Linked DNA regions of Mus musculus: region 2 is linked to region 1. Evidence: chromatin contacts called from ENCODE POLR2A ChIA-PET data. All regions are on one chromosome and are shown on one strand. Each heading gives the region's core, a stretch centred on a gene start or an enhancer-like site at or near the end of the contact. The rest is flanking DNA. Distances are from core to core; before and after follow the strand shown.

Region 1 (5,863 bases), core at 392-2,891:
GTGCTAGAGTGTTGCAATTACAATGAATCGGGAATCATAAAATGGACCCCCCCCACTCTTGACAGCTCTTGCCCCCTGTAACACACTGGGGTGTCTGGTAAACCCGAAAAAGGCCAGGGGTCTCCCGTTAAGCAAGCTATTCTTTGGGGATCCCAGACACAGTTTGAGGCTAAGCAAACTCGTCTTTGGAGCTGCTGTTTGGGGAGCACAGAGGAACCTGGAAATCTCCTTCCAATTTCTAGTGACAGCTACAGGGTGGACGCTGGATGGCTTCAGCAAGCCCCAAAGCAGCTTTGTGGGAAGGAGACAAGCAAGCAAGCAAGCCCCACAAAATCAAAACGAACAAACCAACACAGCCAGCTTTCAAGGCCGTGAGGGTGCAGATACTGGTTGTGCACTGGAGGGGAAATGCTGGTCTTTTTCTTCTCTTCACTGGTCTGTTCTTCATGGCTGGTTTTTTGGTTGTTTCTGGTGAGCACGCAATGCTTAGAAGATATTTTAAAATGTTATCAAGCAGAGCAGATTTTTTTTTTTAAGATAGAGGACAGCATAATTTGCCTTGCCCTTTCTTTCCAAAAAAAAAAAAAAAAAAAAAAAACCACACCCTTTGAAAATTCAGATAGTGAATATATACAGAAAGTTAAAAATGATTGTAATTCTTTGTCAACAGTTTTCACTCTAACTTTCCAATGACTACTTGAGTGTTTTGTTTTGTTTTTTGAAATTGGGTTTCTCTGTTGTAGCCTTGGCTGTCCTAGAGCTCAGTCTGTAGACCAGGCTGGTCTGGAACTCAGATATCTCCCTGCCTCTGCCTCCTGAGTGCTGGGATTAATGGTGTGTACCACCTCAGCCCAGAGTGATGTGTCTGCCTGCCTTTCTCTCTCTCTCTCTCTCTCTCTCTCTCTCTCTCTCTCTCTCTCTCTCTCTCTCTCTCTCCCTCTGTCCCTCCCTCCCTCCCTCCCTCCCTCCCTCTTTCTTTCTTTCTTTCTTTCTTTCTTTCTTTCTTTCTTTCTTTCTTTCTTTTTTTCTTTCTTTCTTTCTTTTTGGCTTTAGCTTGGCTTTTTCTTCTAGTGATGGGGGGCTTGAACCGAACTCTGTACACAAGCAGGTCTGTTGGCACAGACACATGTCTGAAATCCCAGAACTGGAGAGGTGGAGGCAGGAAGAGGATCACAAGTTCAAGGCTCCTTCAAACTACAAGATAAGTTTGAAACTAGCCTGAGTTAGGTAAGAAAAAACAAAAGAAACAAAAACCCATCACCCCCCCCCCCCCAAACCACCAAAACATCGAGGCCTCAATGCAGAATTCTGCATCTGACCCCAAGATGGGACACAGGCAAAACCGAGGCGCACTGAAGTGTTGTTTAACATCGTCTTCAGGTGCTAAGCATGGTGTGTGTGTGTGTGTGTGTGTGTGTGTGTGTTTTGGGGCTGAGGGTGGGATCTGTTTTTGTTCACTGTTGGTGTGTTGCAGGCTCCCAGTGGGCGTTTAAGGAAGGAGAACAAACCAGTTCATTTGAGACCTGTAAAATGCCCCCTACCCTTCTGCGGAAACGCTTCGATTCTAACTTGACGGATGACTGACTGACTAAGGAGCTGATTGGAGCAGGGAGCTGTGGGCTCTACTTAACCAGTTCCAGGTCTTTCTCCCGCTGCTTACGCTGCGGTGCTGTGATTTCCACCTTAATATTGAGTCGCTGCGCCCCCTTCTGGTAATTTTGGGATATGACAAGGACAAAATTCTTGTGGGCTGGGGGTTGGGGGGAGGGTGGGAGTGTGTGTGTGTGTGGGGGCTCTTTTGCTAAAGGCTGAGGAGCAAGCACATTCACTGTGAGGAACTCACTCACCCTGTTGAGGACCTCTGACTTCAGGAGAGGAATTGCTGGAACAGAAGGATCCTGGGGCTGGACGCTACCCTCAGCTACGGAGCCTTTTTTTTCCAGCAGGCTCTGCTGTTTTGCGCTGCGTACTCCCTTTTAAGGTTGGAAAATTTTCAAGTCAGGAATGCGTTATGACTTCCTCGTTTCTGTAGTTGTCCCCTTCACACCCCCCCCCCCCCAATTAAAAAGTCATGGTAAGCCACACAAATAGTATTCACCATCTTATTTCTATTGTTGATGGACACTCCGGGTTGCTTCTTTTTTTTTTTTCCCCCTTTGTGAATGTTGTTGATATTTAACCCGGGTGCAGATAGATACGTTGCCAGGTGATCTGCCTCAGATCGTTTGAGTATATGTTCAGAAGTAGAATCTCTAAGCTGGGCAGTGGTGGTGCATGCCTTTAATCCCAGCACTCGGGAGGCAGAGGCAGGCGGATTTCTGAGTTCCAGGCCAGCCTGGTCTACAAAGTAAATTCCAGGACAGCCAGCCAGGGCTACACAGAGAAACCCTGTCTCGAAAAACAAAACAAAAAAGTAAAAAGTAGAATTTCTGCATCACATATTGTTTTTATGTTTTTCTGAGGAATGGCCACACAGCTTTCCAGAGCTGCTGCAGGGTCCCCTCTTTAGGGCCTCAGTAAACTTGTCAAGAACATTTTGATGGGTTAAGGTGGCCTTGGTGCCTAGTGGTGACCTTGAGCTCTTTTTCATGAGCTTTCATTGGAGACTTCTCCATTCAGTTCTTTGCACTTTTTTTCATTGTTTATTAGTGTTTTGGGGGTGTTTTTCCTTTCTTTTGTTTTGCTTTTGTGGGGCTGAACATTAAAACTCAGAGTCTTGCACAAGCTCGGCAAGTGTAATTGTTGAATTACACCCCTAGCCTTCTTTGCTTCTCTCCACCCCCTAATTTTTGAACTGGATTTATGGGTTTTGGCTCTCTCTCTCTCTCTCTCTCTCTCTCTCTCTCTCTCTCTCTCTCTCTCCCCGCCCCCTCCTTTCCCTGGGTTTTGAGACAAGGTTTCTCTGTGTAGCCTAGGCTATCATGGAACTCACTCTGTAGAGCAGGCTGCCCTTGGATTCAGAGATTCTCTTGCTTCTGCCTCCCAAGTGCTGGAATCGAGTGTGTGTGTCGGGCTGCGCATCTGCTTTGTCTCTGGGGTGCTGGAGCGCTGCGGGCTCTGTTCAGGGGAGGCTTCACCGGATGAGAAAGAGACAGCTGGGTCAGGGTTGTGGTTCCTGGCGTCCTGTGTCTCCTCTGGGGACAGAGGAGAGTTGGAAATGAGGGTCTGAGGGTTTGCGCTTTCCCTGCCCGATGGGCAGGAAGGGGATGGCTGAGCCTGGAGCCTGGGATTAGGGCTGAATTCTGGTTGGTTCTGAGTGATTGCGGAGAGTACAGAAGGGCTAGGAGAGAGAAGGCCTTCTCTGGGAGATTTAGGTGTAGCTATTTGTGATGAAGGCCTTCCTCCCCTGCCCCCAGTGGCGGTCCCTGGTGAAGGAGACAGTCTTTGCTTGCCCAGACTGTCTTATTTGATGGTGAGTGTGAATGCATGCATCTTACTTGGGGTGAACCAGGGATGAAAGATGTTTGCAGGAAGGGATGGCCAGGAAGGGAAGCTCATTGGCTAAACACTCAGGGTTGAGCTAGACACCTCACTAGCATGGAGAACCCCAGGTTTGCATGCTAGGGTGTTATGGTCCTCTCAGTAGGGTGTCGTGGTTATGTGTTCCAGATCAGGTTCCAGATCTGGCAGGTTCCAGATCTGGCAGGGAGGGAGCTGCCCTCACGCCTACTGTTCTTAATTCTGAGATGTCCCAGGTTTAGGCTGTCTTAACCTTACCGGTTCTTCTGTCTGGTGACATGGTCCACTTGTTCCACGGGTATGCACCACCACCACCTGGCTGGTTCTTTATTTTTAATTAGTTCTTTATATATTTTGGATATTAATCCTTTGACAGATACATATGTGATTTTCAAATATTTTCTCTCATTCTGTTTGTTATTATCTTATTTTGTTGACAATTTTCCCCTTCTTTAATGATGGGGCTCAAACCCAGGACCTTGCATGTACCTGGCAAACATTCTACCAGTGAGCAACACACGCATCCTAAGAATGTCTTTTTGCTTTTTGTTTTGTTTTTTAAAAAATATTTACTTAATCATTTAATGTATGTGAGTACACTGTCGCTGTCTTCAGACACACCAGAAGAGGGCATTGGATCCCATTACAGATGGTTGTGAGCCACCATGTGGTTGCTGGGAATTGAACTCAGGACCACTGGAAGAGCAGTCAGTGCTCTTAACCACTGAGCCATCTCTCCAGACCCTGTCTTTTTGTTTTTAAGACAGAAACAAAGTTGGACCTTCCTCTAACACTATATCCTAGGTTAATTCTATGTAGGTCTCTCTTTGTAGCCTTGACTGGCCTGGAACTCACTATGTAGACCAGGCTGGCCTTGAACTCACAAAGCTGCTTCCTGGGTGCTGGGGACTAAAGGCGTGTACCACCGTGCGGGGCCCAATGCCAACTTTTGCCTTATGTTTGCTTCTAATATAGTTTTAGGTCTCAAGCTTAAGTCTTTGTTCTTTTGTGATTTTTTTTTAAAAAAACTTTTGGTACTGGGACTTGAATCCAGGGCCTCCCAATGATAAACACGTTTCCACTGTGTTGCATTCAGAACTCCATTTTGAACTAACTCTAGAATAGTGTTAGAGAAAGGGCCAGCCTTGTCTTTTTGCCTGTGGATATCCCGTCTTGCTAGAGTCAATTGTTAGAAAGACTTTCACTTTTAAAAGATAGAATTTTTTTAAAAAAGCATATTAACTCCTTACGGAATTCTGAGAGCACAGGGTTGAGTTATTGACCCAATTTCTATATTTTCGGCATAGCAGAACCTAGAGGATTCTCTCCCCAGTGAGGGCAACGTAAGACTGTTCTTTCACTCTTGTTAAAAAGCATTTGACCGTTGAATTTATAGTCTATGTCTGCATTGCTATAAAGAGGAAAATGTTAATACTACACATGAAATAGGTTTTTTCTTAAAATTCATTATTATCATTACTACTGTTGTTATTAGTGTATGGGTATGCATGCCTGTGGGGACATTTGTGGAGTAGGTTCTCTTCTCCCCTCTATACATGCATCCAGACATGGAAAGCAGGCCACAGGGCTTGTTTAACAAATGTACCTACTGAGCCATCTTGCCAGCCCTATGCTAAAGATTTTTCTTTTTGTTCTTTTGAGACAGGGTTTCCCAGTATAGCCCTGGCTGTTCTGGAACTCACTTTGTAGACCAGGCTGGCCTCAAACTCAGAAATCCACCTGCATCTGCCTCCCAAGTGCTGGGATTAAAGGCGTATGCCACCACCACCACCGCCTGGCAAAGTTTGTTTGTTTGCTTTTTTAAGATTTATTTATTATTATTTATCTATTATTATATTAGTACACTGTAGCTGTCTTCAGACACACCAGAAGAGGACGTCAGATCTCATTTTGGATCTCCATGTGGTTGCTGGAATTTGAACTCAGGACCTTTGGAAGAGCAGTCAGTGCTCTTAACTGCTGAGCCATCTCTCCAGCCCCAAAGTTTTTTTTTTTTTATCCTTGTGATTTTTAAAATAAATAAAAACAATTGTAAACATTTCCTGAAAAATCCCTCACTCTTTCCACTGGCTATGCTCGTCTGTGACACTTCCAAGATGCTCTCAATGCATTGAGTACAGTCTGCCTTGTTGGCCTGCCCACATTCTGTCAGGTAAGCAACCAAGACCTAAGTGGGCTGGAGGTATTCTATATGTCCCATGCTCCCCACGTGTTCTGTGAAGTGCAGAACACCCAGATCTCCGTGAGATGACGGTAATGTCTCTTTCCTTACACCACACAACTGGTAGGTGGCCGATCAGAGACTTGGACCCGTGGTCTTCGAATGAGGACTGACTGCTGGGTAGCCAGGGAGGCTGGCCTGTCTTGGGGAGGAGGGGGAGAC
Region 2 (5,291 bases), core at 1,835-4,334, 130 kb after region 1:
GTTGACTATTTAAAATGTGGGTATGTACGTGTGTGCTTGTATGTAAGCAGGTACACGTGCGCAAGTGTGAGTGTGCAGAGGCCAGGGGATACCCTCAGATGTCATGTTTCCTTAGTCCTGAGCCATGTTGGTTTTTGAGACCAAGTTTCTTGTTGAGCTGTAGCCTCAACTGCGGCTAGGTTGGCTGACCAGTGAGCTCACGGATCTTCCTTCTCCTCCTGACACTGGAATTACGAGCATGCGCCGGTGTGCACAACTTTTTGGGTATGCTATGGGGGTCAGTCTCAGGTCCTCGTGACAAGCAGGCACTTTAGTGACAGAGCTGTATCCCCACAGCCCCAGAAATTTTGTTTTTAAGCAATTAAATTTTGTTTTTAAGCAATTAAATTAGTTGGCCTCTGTGGTCCTGAGTCTAAGCTGATATGAAACCCTGAGCATGTACAAGGCTCGTGGAGTTTTTGTTTTTGTTTTTCCTGAAAATGGTGTTGGGGATCGAGGGTACCTCAGTGGTAGGCTGCTCAGGGTCCTGGGTTCAGCCCTTAGTACAAACACACTGGTCATAGCTGCTGTCCTGACACACAGTCCTTTGGAGAGATGATGGAAGATGTGGACGAATCTGAATTTTCTTGGAAAAAAGTCAGATGCTTTTGAAAAGTTTGTGGTGGTGGTTTGTGTGGTTTCTTCACGCCTTAAGAGGGTCATGGTTACGTCATTCTCTTAGGGTTTATATGATCCAGTGAATTAATGTAGGTAACGATTTCCCAGGATGCCTGGCATACAATAGAAGACACGCAGCCGAGTGTTGATTGTGCAAGTTCATTTATTGATTAAGTTTGTCTCATGGACTCTCATTTCCTCGAAAGTCCTTTGTCCCTGAAAGTCCTGAACAGCCTGAATGTTTGGAGGTGCCCAGGAGTCAAGGGAGCAGACACTCTCCTGGCTTCCTAACCACAGGGGCTACTCCTGGGATCTGGGAAGAACACTTGACTTGAGTTTATGCGTCTGGGTTTAAAATGGAATGCCACTCCTTTCCAGTGTTACTTTGGGCAAGTTGAGCGGTAGGTAGATTGAGGAAACAGTCTCAGAAATACTAATACGAAGGTTAAGTGAGACACTATACAAAGACGGCCTTGACCGCAGAATGCACTGTGCTGGGGGGGTGACCTCTCCTGGGAATGAATGCGTTTGCTCTGACTCAACTGTCCTGGCGGTGCTGGTCTCATGATGTGTGGAGCTTGTGACCTGAGCCGCAGGGAAGCAGCAGACCTTCCTGTTTCTGGCTGTTCCTGCCCTAAAGATGCAGCTGGAGTCTGTCATCTTCAGGCACTGTGGGTGAAGAGGTGCTCTAGCCCTTTGCCACCTGTGTGTCCTCTCATCTTTCTTCCTGTGGTGTTCAGGTCACTGCTGGATGCCTACTGGCCACTGTTTTTTGTTTTGTTTTGTTTTAAAGCAGCCTTGTAAAGTGGCCTTCATCCCTTTCGCTGTCCCCATATCCATGGCAACATGGATGCTAGGCTGGGAAACTGACTTATTTCCCAGGTAAAATTCATCAGGCTGGACAGCATGGAGCCACTCAAGGCTCTCTCCCCTCACAGCTCCCACAGAGCAACTTGGCTTCAGGTTGGAGCGGAAATCCCTGGAAAGCTGTGTGGATGGATTAAGATGGGGCTCTGTGGGCACCCGGAGTGGGTTTAGCTGCCCTGGATAGCTGCTGTTCTCTGCAGCGTCAGTGTCCCGCCTTATTGAGCCCAGGGTGTGGGCTTGCTGTGGGTGGTAGGACCTCTACAGCCTTCTTCCCTGCCTGCCACCCAACCTCAGTGAAGAACCTAGTTCTGTGGCAACGGTGCAGCGAAGCCCACGTTGCTGCTGCTGCTGCTGCTGCTCAAGGGGCTGAGCTCTAGTGAGGTCATGAGACACCCTTAGAGGTGAAAATGAAGAATGTGGTGAGAAACAAATTGTCAACAAGAGAGGGAAAAGCGACCAGGATCTGATTGGTGCTGCTGGCGCTAAGGAGGAGATGACAGCCCAAGTACATTTGTCACAGTGACTGGGGTCTCCGGTTATAAGTCTGTCTTATTCACCAGCCTGGACTCATTTTACACTTAAATACCAACAAGATTTTTTTCTAAAAGGAAATGATAATTATATCATTAGAAGAAGCAGGATACACATTTTTATGTCCTTGGACTAGTTAGTAGTTTCTTAGACACAAACACACACACACACACACACACACATGCTCCCCTACACACAGGCACATACACACATGAGCATGTGGGCACACACACTTACACCTCAGTATTACAAAGAAGCAACCCAGTTTAAAGAAATGAACAGGGACCTCAATGTATGTTTCTTCCAAGAACATTTTTATTTTCGATTTTTAAAACCGTTTGAACTGGAACATAGGAACAATTGGTTTCATTATGACATCTGCCCACATCCGTATCATTTTCTTCGCTCACATCCCTATGGTCACCTTGTGCTGTTCCCTTCTGGTGGCTCCGTCCTTTCCCCTCTGTCCAGACCCCTTTACCTTTTATATCATATTTATGTTTAAATTGAGATTTTTTTTGCATGTGAAAGAACACATGTGATATTAGTCAAAGAAAAAATTAAATGGCTAATCAATCCATGAAGATGCTTGACAACTGAACCTGTGAACAAGTGACCTGTCACATCACACCCAGTCATCATGAAGTGGCTGTCATTTAAAAGATATTACAAGGATGCAGAGCAATGGCCATCAGAGGCTTCTATTGGGAGTATAAATGGTGCCTCCTTTTTAGAGAACAGTCTAGTACTTTCTAACAGACTGATAACAGTTACCAGAAGACCGGAGGTCCTACTCATTAGAAAAGAAACCACGTGGGGCTGGGGGAACCACTAGGTAGGTAAAGCAGAATTCCCAGGCAGGGTGGAGGCTGCTTGTAATCCCAGCACTGGGGAGGCAGACCTGAGATCATCAGAGCCAAGGAGCTAGCTAGACTATCCAGAGTCGGTGAGCTCTGTGTTCAGTGGGAGACTCGGCCTCAATGAAAGGAGTGGAGAGCGATTCAGAAGACGTCTAACGTCCACTTTGTGCCTCCTCACACGCATGCACACTCTTGAGCAAACCGTACCATGTAGCAAAATGCCGTTGGACCACAAAAAGGCTGAGGGCCTGTACATCGGTGTACTGAGGAGAAGCAGCCAGTCACACAGAATCAAATGTCCCGTGATGTGTGCTGCTCAGAATAGTCAAGTAGACCTAGAACTGTTCTCCTGGTCACCTTAGGGAGGCAGGAGGAATGGGGAGGAGCTGTGGCAGGGCTGGGGCTTTGGGGCGTCACAGGAAGGGAGTATAAAATGTATAAAAATGTAAAAATGTATAAAGTTGGCTATGGTTATGCAAGTTACACAACTCAGGCTGACGAGAGCTACTAATCACATCGCTTGGTGCATTAGTTCTATATGTGAACTTTATCTCAATAATACAAATTGGAAAGCACGGTGTCTGTCTCACAGGGTTCTGCGGAGGTGTCATATAACAGTTCTCCCAGCATGCAGCAGTGTTTGGGAATCCACAGCCATGGCTGTTAAATCCTCCGCTGGGGCTGGGGAGAGCTAAGTGGTGCTTGTTTTGCAGAGGGCCCAAGTTCGATTCCCAGCATCTACATGGTGGCTCACAGTCGTTCCTAGTCCCTGTTCCAGGGGATCCAACAGGCACACACACGGTGCATGCAGGCAAAACATCCGTGCACATAATAAATAGGTAGATAGATTAGATAGATTAGATAGATTAGATAGATTAGATAGATTAGATAGATAGATAGATAGATAGATAGATAGATAGATAGATAGGTAGATAGGTAGATAGGTAGATAGATAGATAAAGACAATCAAATAAATAATAGGATAATTAAATAAATCCTCCTTTGGCGCCAACAGCAGTCAAAAAAAGCCCAGGGCTGGTGAAGGTCAATATTCCCTCCTCCCTTTCTGTTGCTAATGGCTGTCTGAGAACAGCCAGCATTGACAGGAGTTTGTGCAGAATTCCAGGAAGTGGGGTATGCTGGGTGACTGCTGCTAACTCTGGCTACATAGCTGGATCCCTAGTTCTGATTCATGCAGTCTGAGTGGGACTGACAGGTGCTCCCAACTGGTGTCTATTGGTTGAAACCCTCATCACGGTAGAAAGCAGCCGGGTCTCTGTGTGTAGGGCAGGAGGCTTCCTGAATATTGCCCTTGATGGTCAGTAAGCTGCTTTTGCAGACGTCAGCATTCATCTGCTCCAACCTCAGTGTGAGGGAGGTGAGAGGACCATCCGTTGTCAGAGGATGGAGACTCAAAAAGACCAAGCCACCAGCCAGAGCCTCACTTGTAAGCATGACTTTATCCTACTTAAAAGAAAGCTGTCTTTTGGTATTCAGATCTGTCTATACAGTTACCTAACCTAAGGATTTCTGGTGCCAGGGCGTTCTGCTTTGCATACATTTCAGAATAAGCCTTCCTCAGACTTGTCTTTAGCGGATGAATACCCAGAGAGGCAGGCGGGCATCGCTTTTTGTTGTTGTTGTTTTGTTTTGTTATCTGTCCACCCATCTGCTTAGCTCCCTAGCTCCCAGCCCACTGATCTGCTGGTGTAAGTTCAGAGTCCAACCCTTACCACTTCCTCAGCTAACTCTGAGTTTGATACTTTGTATCAATCAAAGCATCCCTTGCCATTCCCACTGATTACGAGGATTGATACAGTTAGGGGCCCTTGAATGAAATTCTGCCGTTTTCTAGATTTAGCTTTTGGGGTGTCAAACAGACAAAGGGCCTTTGTTGCTAAAACCGTCCTGGAATCCATTGGTTGGTACTGCTGCTCATCACTGCGTGGTCCACAGGCCAGTGTGCTGGCAGCCAGGAGTAGGCTTGAAGTGCCATCCTGGGTTCCTTCCAAGCTGACTTTGCAAAGGGTGGGGTCCAGGGCTCCTTCAGGCAATAAGCCATCAGGATTTGGATGCTGTTAGGTGAATTTGTCTTCCAGCCCTGCCTGGCAAGTTCCTATCTGAGAAATGACTGACAAGAATCTAAAACCACATTTTTCTTCTAATTTACTTCCAGCTTCTTGCAAGGATCCGCCTGCCCTCGGGCACTTAGTAAAGCATGCGCGACCTGGATCTGTCCAACCAGAGGTTGGTCTGACTCAGCAGTTCCAAACCACTTATTTCCATGTCCTGAGATCTCTGGCCTGACATCAGCAGCGTCCACACCCTGAGGACTTTACCCAATTCATTAAGCTGGCTCCTTTGGTTGTTATAAGA

The links. ChIA-PET counts read pairs that join two places held with the same protein, here RNA polymerase II (POLR2A).
Region 2: POLR2A ChIA-PET joins it to region 1 with 10 read pairs in embryonic stem cell. The contact joins two enhancer-like sites. POLR2A ChIA-PET finds 5 or more read pairs at or near these places in 3 of 5 experiments (Patski and embryonic stem cell).

What each region holds. Positions count from the first base shown.
Region 1 is chr12:85,490,615-85,496,477 of GRCm38, forward strand. No RefSeq gene overlaps it. Among named protein-coding and RNA genes, the nearest start is that of Fos, 20 kb to the left of the region's middle. Within about 2 kb of position 1,642, at least 1 of the 3 ENCODE cell types and tissues checked has a DNase peak (open chromatin) inside an H3K27ac peak, as active enhancers do.
Region 2 is chr12:85,614,514-85,619,804 of GRCm38, forward strand. The region is part of intron 2 of Jdp2 (Jun dimerization protein 2); the gene reads left to right. Among named protein-coding and RNA genes, the nearest start is that of Jdp2, 18 kb to the left of the region's middle. Within about 2 kb of position 3,085, at least 1 of the 3 ENCODE cell types and tissues checked has a DNase peak (open chromatin) inside an H3K27ac peak, as active enhancers do.